Regions from separate parts of the Homo sapiens genome. Here region 1 is linked to region 2. A link is a loop called in an ENCODE intact Hi-C map of the cell type or tissue named here. Cell type or tissue: breast epithelium. All regions are shown on one strand. Each heading gives the region's core, and the rest is flanking DNA. Links, peaks and the distances in the headings are about the cores only.

The links. Hi-C counts contacts between places; a loop is a spot of excess contacts. Peaks named below come from ENCODE experiments on the same cell type or tissue, not always from the same donor. Only the 100,000 strongest peaks of a DNase experiment are listed, where the experiment ranks them.
Region 1: a loop joins it to region 2, with 5 times the contacts of the local background. A loop is called at or near these places in 3 of 110 quality-filtered maps.

Annotation. Positions count from the first base shown.
Region 1 is chr17:48,461,120-48,468,034 of GRCh38, reverse strand. It overlaps LOC101927166 (a long non-coding RNA gene), which reads right to left. Exons shown (of 6, transcript NR_110804.1): 6 at 1,995-2,588. Among named protein-coding and RNA genes, the nearest start is that of SKAP1, 34 kb to the right of the region's middle. In breast epithelium, for the core only: no CTCF peak of the experiment used is centred there; no DNase peak of the experiment used is centred there; H3K27me3 peaks cover 1,684 bases.
Region 2 is chr17:48,238,176-48,245,090 of GRCh38, reverse strand. The region is part of intron 4 of SKAP1 (src kinase associated phosphoprotein 1); the gene reads left to right. Among named protein-coding and RNA genes, the nearest start is that of SKAP1-AS2, 53 kb to the left of the region's middle. In breast epithelium, for the core only: no CTCF peak of the experiment used is centred there; a DNase peak (open chromatin) is centred at 3,840; H3K27ac peaks cover 2,749 bases.

The DNA.
Region 1 (6,915 bases), core at 1,064-6,063, 220 kb before region 2:
GGCCCACAGGAGCTGTGGCCTTTAGTTGAGGAACATAGCCACTGTCAACCTGAGGCCCAGCTGGGGGAATAAATATCCTGATGCTACCCTCAGCCTTTTCCAGTGGCTTGCTGCATAAAAAATTATAAATGCATTCTCCTGTTTCCCTATAAAAACTTCAGGTAAAGTCACTATTTTTTTTTCTTTTTTGAGATGGAGTTTCTCTCTGTTGCCCAGGCTGGAGTGCAGTGGCACGATCTCTGCTCACTGCAACCTCTGCCTCCCAGATTCAAGCGATTTTCCTGCCTCAGCCTCCTGAGTAGCTGGGACTACAGGCACATGCCACCACACCTGGCTAATTTTTGTATTTTTAGTAGAGACAGGATTTCACCATGTTAGCCAGGCTGGTCTCAAACTCCTGACCTCAGGTGATCCACCCGTCTTGGCCACCCAAAGTGCTGGGATTACAGGCATGAGCCACCCTGCCTGGCTGGTAAAGTCACTATTAATGTCACTTAAGTCACTGCTTCTTGAGCACTGACCATTGGCTGAGCCCAACCAGAAGCCAGATGACAAGGGAGCCTGTTGAAGCAATGAATAAAGGAAGCGAATTCATCAATTCACTTCTTAGTCCCAAGAGCAGGGGAATAAGGATGGCAAGTGGATTTGGAAGGGCAGAGAGATTATCCAGCACAGTTCCTCAATAGCTCACTGCAAGAAGTTATTCCCATTGAAGCATCTAGGCTAATGCTTCTGAAATTTTATTGGACATACTTATCACCTAGGGATTAAAATGCAGTTTCTGATTCAGTAGGTCTGGGGTGAAGCCTAAGAGCCAGGTGATGCTGATGCTGCTGGCTGGAGACTACCCTTTCAGTAACAGGATCTTAGGCTATCCCTGACCTCCATCCTAAGCCCCACTGAGCTTGTCTAGCTAAGGGGATCAGGGTCAAAAAAAAAACCCTTAGTGCTTCCCTTCCCACTTCCTACCTCTCTTTCCTCTCCTTCTACCAAAATGTCTTCCTGATGCAGCCCAACTACCTAGTAACAATCCAGAATTCTGTTCTCTGTCCTCCTCTTCTCCCAAGGCCAAGCTGGAAATGGGGTGAGTTTGTGGACCCCCAGTACTTTAAAGCAGACCTCTTCAATGGAGGAAATCCTTAGGGAATATTCCAAATTCCCCACAACCTCCCCTGTGTACTTTTTTTTTTTTTGAGACAGAGTCTCACTCTGTTGCAAAGGCTGGAGTGCAGTGGCATGATCTCGGCTCACTGTGACCTCTGCCTCCCTGGTTCAAGCAATTCTCTGCCTTAGCCTCACCAGTAGCTGGGATTACAGGCACTCGCCACCACGCCTGGCTAATTTTTTTTTCTTTTGTATTTTTAGTAGAAACGGGATTTCACCATCTTGGCCAGGCTGGTTTTGAACTCCTGACTTTGTGATCCACCCACCTCAGCCTCCCAAAGTGCTGGGATTACAGGCGTGAGCCACCACACTCGGCAGTTCTTATTTTTTCTCCTCATCCTCATCCTTATAGTCAAGGTTGCTGGAGAAAGCCAGTGATCTCCCAAAAGAAAAAAATTTTCAGCCAAGCCATGGGATGGGACTGGGGAGAGAAGTGTCCCCACTCCCCATTAGAACTTTTCATTGCATGGAGTAGCTCAATGGCCATTCCACTCGTGCACCTTTGAGAGCTGCCAGGGTGTCATTATTGACTGGCTCTGGCCATGATAGAGGTCCCTGCTCCTTCACCAGCACTTAATGCAAGCCCTTTGGAAGGCACAGTGCTGGGAGTTGTTCACAAATCTTGAGCATTAAATAAAAGATGTGCCTGTGTTTGTGTGCGGGACCGATTGGCCACCAGGAGTAAAACTGTGGGTGGTATGTCCATTCCTGGACATATGCAAGCCAGAGAGGCTCCCATTTCTGGATTAATGGGAATCTTCACTCAGTTAGTAATGACTGCCAGGAAGCAGGTTAAGTCTTCATTCCTTATAAGGCAAGGATGCAATAACTCACAAGACTTAGGAACAGGTTTATTTAGCTCTGTTCTAAAGCAGGAGGAAGTAGCTGTGGCCTTATCCCTTGGACCCTTGTTCAGCTTGCTTGATATAAGAAAGATTGGCCCTATGACTATTCCCATTAATTCTAGATATGATGCAGGTATTCATGCTAGCAGGTATATATGTATGATATATGCATGGTGGGGGGCAATGATTGTAAAGCTGGAAGTTGGATCAAGGTAGTTTAAGTACAACTTCTCCTCCTCAGGAATGTAGATAATCTCCTTCTCCTTCTCCTTCTTCTTTTTGAGGTGGAGTCTTGCTCTGTTTCCCACTCTGGAGTGCAGTGGCGTGATCTTGGCTCACTGCAACCTCCACCTCCCAGTTAAAGCGATTCTCCTGACCCAGCCTCCCAAGTAGCTGGGATTACAGTCATGCACCACCATGCTCAGCTAATTTTTTGTATTTTTAGTAGAGGCAGGGTTTCACCATGTTGGCCAGGCTGGTCTCGAACTCCTGACTCAAGTGACTCGCCCACCTCGGCCTCCCAAAGTGCTGGATTACAGGCATGAGCCACCATGCCCAGGCAGGAATGTAGACAATTTTCTGAAAGGAGGACAATGCAAGAACAATAATTAGATGTAGCCCTTCTGAGACTTTCCTCATTATCTATGTTCACTTACCATAGTTCCCACATGGGATAATTTCCATGCACTGTTCTAAGAACAGGAGCCACAGTAAGGGAGGGCTTCCCAGTGATGGCTTGCTAGTGAAGTCAGCACCAGATATTCAGACCCTACTAGTAAATGACTCCCCAAGGGGCATGTATCTGGTGGCCTGGGGATAGTCCTGCTTGCCCCTTTTCCTGAAAGAAAGCGGAAGAGGATGTGTCCCCAGGTTCCTGGCAAGCAAATGAACCATCCCATAACACCCACCTTTCCATTTATTTGGCACTTACAAACCTGACGCCATAGAGCAATTTAGTTTATAAGGAACTCTTTGACTACATTACCACATTTAATTTTTACACAAACCTGTGAGATAGTTAGGGCAGGTTTATTACTATTTTGCAAACAAGGAGCTCATGTTTGGCTGGGTGCAGTGGCTAATGCATGTAATCCCAGCACTTTGCAAGGCTGAGATGGGAGGATCGCTTGAGGTTAGGAGTTTGAGACCAGGCTGGGTAACATAGTGAGACCCTCGTCTCTAAAAAAATATAAAACTTAGCCCAACATGGTGGCATGCACGTGCAGTCCCAGTTACTTGGGAGGCTGAAGTGGGAGAATCATTTGAACCTGGGAGGTTAAGGCTGCAATGTGCCATAATCTCACCATTGCACTCCAGCCTCAGTGACAGAGTGAGACCCTGTCTCAAAAACAAAACAAAACAACCCAAAAAACAATCGAGGTTCACAAAAGTTAAATAATGTACCAACTCATCTGAAGTCATAAGACTCTTAGGCGGTAGAGCCAGGACTGGAGTTCAGGTGTTCTGACTCTTAACACGGTGTCTTTCTTTAAGCTGCCTTCCTTTTATACACTTTTGTCTAGTAGCTAATTTTAATTACTTCCTGAGTTTGTCCCCTACAGATTTGTGAGTGCTCAGAGAGCACTCTGAGAGAGTCTTTGTCTCTTTCATTTACTAATATTCCCTCAACACTTTCAGCAGTGCCTGATACCTAGGATGTGCTTCATAAAATTATGTTGAGTAAAGACAGGAAATAGATCACCAGAAGGTGGGACTCTAATTTTGACTTCTTGGTATCCCTTGCAATATTTACACAATGAGAGAGTAAATATTATTGATAAGCATAATGACCTAACATCCAGTGGGGGTGTGATGACTCCCAGGAAGCCATCCACCCTGTAAGGTAATATATTTTAAGGAAGAGGATCCCTGCCATGGCTTCCCAAATTCTAAGCACTAACTCTCTATTCTTAGCCTTTCTCATTGTCTTCAACTGCCCCTCTCTCATCCTCAGGGTTAGGACATTTGCCCTTCAAACAGACTGCCTGGAAGTTGAGGCTTGTGTCTTTTTGATTTAGGAAATAGGCTCTATGGAGCCTCGTAACAATAGCTCTCATCTCCATGTGTTCCCACTGCCACCAGAAATTATAAAATGGTTTGTTTTTCTCTTGGCAGCCTCCACCCAATGGTTCCCCATGCGTGTGTTGCTTTCTTCAATTTTCCCCTCTACAAAATCTGGTCATGTTTAATAACAATAAATCAGAGGAGAGATTGCAGCCCAGAAGAGAAGTCTGGGGCAGCCGGGGTTTCCACATCTGGGGCCCATTCGAGTTGAAGTGATGACAATTCCTAATAAATGTTAATGGAGAACCTCCTCAGATTCATACACTCCAGCCATAATTTAGCCTGTCTCTATGCCAGATGACCTTTTGAATATCCAGAGTACACCCAGCATAGCAGCAGCTACAGCCCTGGACTGCTTCCTGCATATGAAGTGGAAAAAACGAGGCTGTTGTTATTGATTATATTTCTCCATTTTCCCTTCCCTGGATTTTTCTTTCAAAGGCTCACAAAGCCTTGGGACTCCCTCAGCCACCCAGGTGGTTAGAGACAACACAGTCTGGTTAAAGGATGTTACGCTCTGCTCCTACAGGAGAGCTCCCTAAGAAGTCTGACAGCCAATGCTGGTCGCAGAGAAGACAGGGCTGGACATCAAAATTCTCCCTTTCCAGCCAGGTGCAGTGGCTCATGCTTGTAATCCCAGCAATCAAACAAACAAAAACCAAAGCAAGCAAACAAACAAACAAAAAAAAACCCCACAAAATTCTCCCTTTTCTTGGCTTCTGAGACCCTCTGCTGATTTTGTTTCTCTATCCCTTTCACCAGCCACGGCTTCCCCCACCTGCCCTTGCTAACTAGGCAGTGTGCCAAGCTGGCTTCAGTCTCTGGCTTTTCTCTTCCTATACCTGTCACCTCCATGAGTCCAATGACCACAAGCGGTTTTCTGTTCTGACTTCTCTCTGAAGGTGTAGTCCTGAATTTCTTTCTTTCTATTCTTTCTTTTTGTGAGGCAGGGTCTCACTCTGATCCCCCAGGCTGGAGTGCAGTGGTGTGACTTCAGCTCACTGCAGCCTTGACCTTCTGGGCTCAGGTGATTCTCTCACCTCAGCCTCCCGAGTAGCTGGGATTACAGGTGCGCACCACCATGCCCAGCTAAGTTTTTGTATTTTTAGTAAAGCCGGGCTTTGCCATGTTTCCCAGGTTGGTCTTGAACTCCTGGACTCAAGCAATCCACCCTACTTGGCCGCCCAAAGTGCTGGGACTTACAGGCATGATCCACTGTGCCTGGCCTAGTCCTGAATTTCTACCTAAGGGCTAGGCATTTTCGCTTCATAACCAGCCATTGTCTAAATTCTATTGTCTAAAATACATTATCATTTCTCCCAAACACAGCTGGCCTCTTCTCCAACTTCCATGTATCTATTAAGAGCATTTCTATTATTTCAGCTATACAGGTATAAAATCATGGCGCTTCCTTAGGCACCCTCTCTCTCCTGCCTCCCTTTCCCATCAGGTGATAGAACTATTGAATCTTCCATCCATCCAAATCTCATTCCTTTTCACTCCCACTGCCACCCCACACTTTAGGCCCTTATTCCTTCACCTTGAAATTACCTTCTAACTGCTCCCTCTCTCTGCTAAACCATCTCTGAACACAGTGATCACATATATCATCTCAAGATGCTTTTTTTTTTGAGACAGAGTCCTGCTCTGTGGCCCAGGCTGGAGTGCAGTGGCGCAATCTCGGCTCCCTGCAACCTCCACCTCCCAGGTTCAAGTGACTCTTCTGCCTCAGTCTCCTGAGTAGCTGAGATTACAGGCATGCACCACCATGCCCGGCTATCAAGATGCTGTCTTGATCGGTCCTTCCACAGCTCAAAATTACTCAGTGGCTCTCCATTGACTGAGTATTATTATGATTCAAAGTTTTTCACAATTAGGTGCCCATTTACAATGGAGTGAATCTTTATGTTTCCCCCAAATTCATATATTAAATCCTAGCCCCCAAGGTGATGGTATAGGATGGGACCTTCGGGAAGGGATTAGGTCCTAATGGTAGAGACCTCGTGAATGGGATTAGTGCCCTCATAAAAGAGGTGGTCCCAGAGAGTTAGCTTGCTCTTCCCACCATGTGAGGACACAGCAAGAAGGCACTACCTATGAAGAAGCAGGCCTTTACCAGCCACCAAATCTACCAGCACCTTGATCTTGGACTTCCCAGCCTTCAGAATTGTAAGAAATAAATTTCTGCTGTTTATAAGCCACCTAGTCTATGGTATTTTGTTACAGCAGCTGGAGCAGAGTAAGACACCACTGAACTATCTAAGATCACATAGTGTAGAAGCCAGATGTTTAGACTGTAAATCCTATCTCTTTTTCATTATTTCCCCCTTACCTGCTCTAGTGACATGCCCTTATTAGAAAGAATTTATTTAACAATTTTTTTTTGGCCAGGCACAGTGGCTCACGCCTGTAATCCCAGCACTTTGGGAGGTTGAAAAGGGTGGATCACCTGAAGCCAGGAGTTTGAGACCAGCCTGGCCAACATGGTGAAACCCTGTCTCTACTGAATTTTTTTTTTTTTTTTTTTTTTTTGGGACTGCTACATGCCAGAGTTTGCTGAGTACTGGAGGATAAAGTTGTGAATATGACAAACATTGTTCCTGCCTTTATGGAAACACTTTCTAATGGGGGAGACAGACAAATAAAAAGAAAGAAAATAGGCAAATAAAATAATTGCAAATTGCTAGGAAATAAATAATTTATAAACTGCTAGGAAAGAAAGATAAGAGAAAATAAGGCAGTTCTATGACTTTTTTTTTTCCTCAAGGCTGAATCTTGCTGTTACCCAGGCTGTAGTGCAATAGTGCGATCTTGGCTCACTGCAACCTCTGCCTCCTGGGCT
Region 2 (6,915 bases), core at 997-5,996:
AACTGTTCCCCAGGAAGGAAAGAGAGTCAGGTTACTCCTTCCTCATGAGCCAAAATTCTGAAAGTAAAGGGGTGTGTTCTTTCTCTAACCTTTGGCCTAAGCATGACTTTGTATTGAGTTACTACTCCTAGAAATCTTCTGTTTTCATTTTCTACGATTATGGTCCAGGTTTTAGACTCAGGAACAAATGGCAAGCATCCATGCATCATTTGGAGGTTCTAGAAGAAAGAATGAAAGCCCATGACACTATTCAGCTCTTTTATTTTGTTTGGATGTAAATATAAGTTTTAACTAATTATTTGACTCATTTTCCCTGTGAACGCATCTTCTTTTAAGTGGATCTCCATGCTTTTTGCTAGGCAGTTTGGTCATTTCTTAGTCTGGCCAAACCCTTTCTTTGAGGTTTCCAAGCTTCCTTTGGAATATTATAACTGTGTATCATCAGCAGAATTTTCAGTTTTCTTTCCCCCAACTATTTGTTAATGTTTGCTGAAAGGAACCTTTAACAGGAAGTAAACTTGCTTGGCATGGCCCAGCTGTGAGTGAAGCTTGAGTGAGAGGTATTTATGACCTGACAGGAAGATAAAGATAAAGATAAAGATGAAGCTGACTTGGTGGCTGTTAGCAAGGGGAGAAGGAAATGTTTATGACCCCATCTGCTGGCGTTTCAATAGGATAGAACTGCCTTTATGGCGTCAATCTCCCCTGTGACTTCCTTCCATTTGGGGAGTGTTATCTTATTTCAAGATGTTCCCACCGAACACACTGTTGTCCCCTTTGTTTAGGGGCAAAGGAGGAAGGAAGGACTTTGTTACTGGAATGTGGGGATGGGGCAGTATTTATGGTTATGACTCAAGCTGGAGAAAAGGCTTCATTGGAGTTGACTGTATAGTCCAGGAAAGCTGCCATGCATTCTGCTACTTCCTTAAACATTATCCACACTGAAAGCAGAACCACATTAGCTCTGGTCATTATCAGGCATTAAGGCTAACCATTTTCTAACATTATTATAAGTAGAATTAGTGTAGCTTGATTTCATTGCACACTGTGGGGAAAATAATTTTATTCTCTTAGTTCCTTGTTTCTTGTCTTTTATTTAACATCTCTTCTTTTTCTTCTCCTGAACTTTTTTCTTTCTTTTTCTTAGAGGAGGAGACATTTAAAACCAACAGGTGCCATATCTGCTTAGTTCAAAATCTATGTACATGTAACAAAAGCAGAATGAAATGATTCCTTTCTTAATGCTAGCCCAGGTTAAGAGTCTGCAGATAGGTTGATAGTCCTTTGTGAGGTAATACATTTTTAAAGTGCCAAAAATGTAGGAATATTTTTAGAATACAATAGCTTATGCATCACTGAAGCCTGTTTTATATATATATTAATAGCATTCATTGTACTGCAAAACAAGTACTTATTCCTCGGTTTTATTTGCGCTTCCTCCAGGCCCATTAGTACAGATTAAATTTTTTATATTGATGCTCAAACAATCAGCACAATATATGTAAATCAGGGACTTTAAGTTCTTTGGCACTATTCGTATGGATATATGTTACCATGTTCAACATGGCCTTTTTTTCCCCTTTGCAAAAACAGGATTTTGTTCCTTTTTAGTGTGAAGATCCTATTTCCAAAAGATGAACTGTTTGACAAATTACACATGCAAAAAGCTCAAAACCACAAAGAGAACAACTTTCTTATTGCCATTGGGTTTGTCTGATTTATAGAACAAAGGGAAGAAGTTTTGTTTTGGGGGTAAAATACCCAATCATGGGCTTATTATATCTCTTTAAAGTCCTATTTTTATTTTTACTAGGGGAAGTCAGGGAATTTGAAAGGGCAGGGAGGGAGATGGCTTGCTCAAGCATTTTTCACCAGAGAATTCCACAGTAATATTTGTTTTAAATGGGAGAGTCCTGTAGTTAAGTTGAGAAATTAGTTATAATGTTTGTATCTGATTACCTAAAGACTGGAAGGTAATAGTGTGTGACGAGTTACATTTTACATCACAGTCCAGGTATAGTCAATTTGCAAAATGGAAATATTGTGGTGGCAATGTTCCTTCGAAGAGTTAGAGCTATCACAGAAATAAAACTTCATATAAGCATTTATTGTTATAATGCCAAGAGTTGATTCTTGATTTTTACAGAACTTTCTCCAAAAAATATTCTACCATTCCTTTTACAGTACAGGCTCAAGTCTTGGCATATTCAATAGACTAGCCAATCCAATTCTAACCGTTTTTATTCAGTGTGGTTCCTGAGAATAATTTGATAGACCTACTAGGGGAGATCCTATCACACTTACAGTATTCTAAGACCTTCTTTTGCACTACAGGTTATCAAATGGCCTTCCTATTAACAAAGGTTCAAACCACACCATCAAATGGTTCAAACCACATAACCCCTTGTCTTAGGAGTTAAGCTAGCTTCCTAACCCTTCCTTGCAGTGGTTAACTCCACTGAGGAGCTTTCTATCAGCAATAATAGCTTCAAGGTGGGAAATAAAAAATGGAGAGTGTTTAAATTGTTAATGGGTTTCATGTTCTTGTCACTGTTGAGGGTTTGTTCCCTTTTATAAACTCATAGTTTTTGGTTGACATTGCTTTTATGCGAGCCATCAGCCAGTTGGTGATGGTGTTGCTGTGTTAGACCATTACTGCCGGATTGTATTTGCAGTAAAGAAGGAGAATGGAGGCTGTAAATCTGTAACTGGAGATTTAGGGCTCTGTTACTCTGCAGTTTAGGCCCATGTGCTGGGGAGTCCATTCTCCTCCGGCAGAATTATACCCTGAAAACATGCCTTTCTAGGCACACTGATCAACGACGTTCATTCCCTGGGCTACCAAGGCACTTAATACAGCTAATTCAGTTAAAGAAGCCCGAGGGGTGAGGTGGATGAGCCTCTTTCCCTGCTGGAAGCCAGATGCCAGGCAGGTTAGTGATATTGCTTTATCCCTTCCCCCAGGTAAAGCTTCCAGGAGAAGCAGTTACTGCAAACGCAGAGAAAAATAATAAGAAAATGCTTCTAGTGTTGTTGGACTCAGTTCTCCTTCAAGCAGGAAATGCTGTCTTAACTCAACCTCATTAACCCCTTTGATACTAAGCCCATTATCAGGAATATTCAGGAAGCACATTCTTTCAGAATTCAGGATGTGTCAGGAGCCTTGATATCTTGACATCATTGTACAAAACTACCAGCAAAGAATGGAAAGTAAGAGAATAAGTGCTTTTGGGACAGGTAACTAAAAATGGAAAAAACTCCCAGTTTGGAAGATTATATCTGTTACTGCTGGGTTCAGAAATATTTTGAAAAGACACCAGAATTAAGTATATTTAGAATCACTTTATCAATCATGTATCATTTCTACTATTAGATGTTTTATAGTGAAAAGAATGTTGGAATGTTTCTTTGGCTGGTGAAAGTTTTAAGCATGGTTTTAGATCTGTTTTGTTTTGCTTTGTTAGGCCTTCCCCGAGAGAGGAAGAGTATTAAATATAGACTTATCTGCATGATCCATGTGAGGCATCTGGGTCTGCTTTTTGTGTCAGCTGAGGCACAAATGTGCATGATTTAACCATACAACTATTGAACTAGCATTGGCCTATTAAGACTTCAGATGATCTGTTCATGAGCTGTCAGCCCAAATTGAGCTTGAAGCCTGCTGTAAAAGATCTAATTTTCATAATTATCCAGAACCTTCACACCCTGCTTCCCTTCAGTACCACCCACCTCCACACATGCACACAGAGGAGTAAACACATACATATGGACACAGAGACACAGGGCAGCACTGTCCCTGGAGATTCATCAGGCCTCTTGCCCGAAAATGCAGAGTTCATCCAGGGGTCAGAACTGGCTTTGACTTCCTGTTTGAGGAGCCCCATGTGTGGTGTTCCAGCATTGCTAGAGGCTAGTGATGACTAAGTAACCTTTTCACACTATAGCCTCCCACCAAGAAACAAGGTCCCTTATGATCTTGGACCCAGAGTGATTAGGGCACAACAAATATCTTTTTAATATATAAGGTGGAACTAATGCCAGTAGAAATAGCACTTTGCTGTCTCATGGCCTCACATTTATAAAAAGAGGATAGAGCTGTTGTCTTTGAAGATGAAGAATTTTAAAGGCAACCTGATTTAGTCTCAGAGTACACTAGGGACTTTCATCGTTTAGTAGTTGCTTAAGGCTAACTTTGAGCTTTACCTGACCCAAGTCTTCAAAGGAAGCCATCATACTATGTGTGGAGTTCAGCTGGTAATATCTTTCTAGGTAATCTGGATTGTGAACGAGTGGGAACAGGCAGCACTTTCAGGTTTAACTCTTTGCAGCACTGGGATAACTGGCACATGCTTCAAGGATTAGGTCATTCTGATGTCCCTCCAGTAATTCCACTGGAACAACACTGCACAATAAACCATTTGGTTTCTGGACATATATTGCCCATGTGTGAAGGGTGGACAGGCAGCACTTTACTAGGTTCTTCTCATACAACCTCAGGTTTTTGAGGCTGCTGAGGTTTAAATCCCTTGTCTGAATATGGGACAACTGTATTTCTATACTGGTTGTCGATTGTCTTTGCCCTCAGAGGGCATTTGCTGCAACTCAGGGTTCTACAGTTAGAATAAAAGGAGTTATTTCCTGTCTTCACTGCTTTTTTGCTTTTTTTTATTTTTTTATCATGAGTGGAGACTGAGTACATTACTCAAACCTTGGCTTTTCCCTGAGGTCCGTTGTTTACAGAGAGACATTTGGGTCCCTGGGGCTCACTCCCATAAAATCTTATTATCATATATTTCAAGGCATAAACTTCAGTTGTCAGCTCAGGAGCAGTTCTGAAAGCACTGGCTGCTCTTGTTTTTCTTCTCCTTTACTCTGGTTTATTTTTCTTGCAGCTTTGGCTTTTTTTTTTCCCTTCTCCCTCATATCTAGCAATGCTCAATTCCAAGCTGGCTCGCTCCTTATTCCACTAATTAGACAAGAAGTCCAGAGAGGCCATTATTAGATTCTGAGAATCTTTATCAGAGCCCATTATGGCCTTAAATACTGCACAAACATTTTACTAACTGAATCCATGAACATTTCAGCTGATCCACCTTTGGTCTTTAACATCTACCTTCTTTTGTACCTATAGAGTTATGTTACTGATGATAGAGGTTCTCAACAGCTTATTTTTCTTTGTATTAATTTTCTTAGAGGCCATGATTCAAGTTCATTCTCTCTCTCTCTCTCTCTCTCTCTCTGTCTCTCTCTCTCTCTCTCTCATTCTAATTACTGTTGGTGGGGGTGGAGGGGGTCTGAGAAGCCTGCTTTTCCTTGGTGAGATACGTGTGAGTATGTGTAATGTCATATGTGTTAATGTCACCAGTGAGTAGGATTCATGGTTGCCTGTTTTTCTCTCATTTTCTTTACAGAGCCAGGGATTATTTGTATGGACCAATGGTCTCAGTTTTCTTTCAATGGAAGAATAATTCTGCATTATAATATAGTAACTGCAAAAGAAAGCTTTTTCTATTTCACTCTTTTCTTTCTTAATTCACTGTCTAGTGAGTTTCTGATTGACTCACAGACCAATTAAAGTAAAATTTAATGGAAGAATAGATTAACTCCCTGAGGTTTCCCTACCATCCATCACATTTTTATAGCAGGAGCTGTGAGGAAGCTCATAACTTCATGCTGTGAATGTGATAATAAAGAGGGCACAGAGAGGATTCCGATTTACTGCCAGGCTGATGTTCGCCAGGACAGAATTTACTGCCCAATCCCCTTCCCCTTTTTATTCAGGAGGAGGTCACTAGATCTGCCCTCAGCCTGGGTCTGAGATACTGAAGGGCAGATTGTCAAGTCGAAATTCTTTCCCTTTAATTGGGCTGGTGGTGGTGCGGAATGTGAATTTCACTGTCCAGAGATGGTTATTGTGTTAAATTCATTTCTGTCTTCAGGAAGCTGTGGTCACCCCAAGTGTTCATATTTTTAAAGGGTGCATTTGATTTGTTATGATTCATATAGAAAATCAGAAGTAAGGCCAGATATTTCTGTTTTCAAGTCACTAAGTCATTGTCTTTTATTTATAAGCTTTTTCAAATAACTAAAGATACCTGTCTCTACATCTTCATAGTCAACATTAATAATGTCTTTTTCTGGGCATCTTTCATTTGAAGATCTCAAAAAGTACTTTATAACCATTATTTTGGTCTTTCTGACAGGGCCAAAATAACCTACTAGCCTTCCAAACATTTCGCCAGTTCACTGTTTCTCTGAGTCATCTTAAAAATAAAGTGTGACAAGGATCACAATATAATAGTAGTCATGTGATGGAGCTCCATATCCATGCCTAAGATTAATTTTGTGCACTTATTACAATTTTTTACTTCATGAAGCAAAGTCTGTTTTTTAGGCCTTGACTATTTAAACCTATCTCAACTGGGCGCGGTGGCTCATACCTGTAATCCCAATACTTTGGGAGGCTGAGGTGGGAGGATTGCTTGAGCCCAGGAGTTCGAGACCATCCTGTGCAACATAGGGAGACTGCTGGGCATGGTGGCACACGCCTGTGGTCCCAGCTACTCAGGAGGTTGAGATGAAAGGATTGCTTGAGCCTGGGAGGTTGAGGCTACAGTGAGCTGTGATCATCCACTGTACTCCAGCTTGGGCCACAGAATGAGACCCTGTCTCAAAAAAAAACTCAAAATAAATAAATAAACAAACTTATGTCAAGTTTCATGACTACATGAAAGATAATCTTTTTGTCCCCAGAAGCTTGGTGAGATAGAAATCAATATTTTAAAATCATATTCATCTGATTGTCCTTGAAGTCAAAGCCTGTAATCCCAGCATTTTGGGAGGCTGAGACGGGTGGATCACCTGAGGCCAGGAGTTCGAGACCAGCCTGGCCAATATGGTGAAACCATGTCTCTA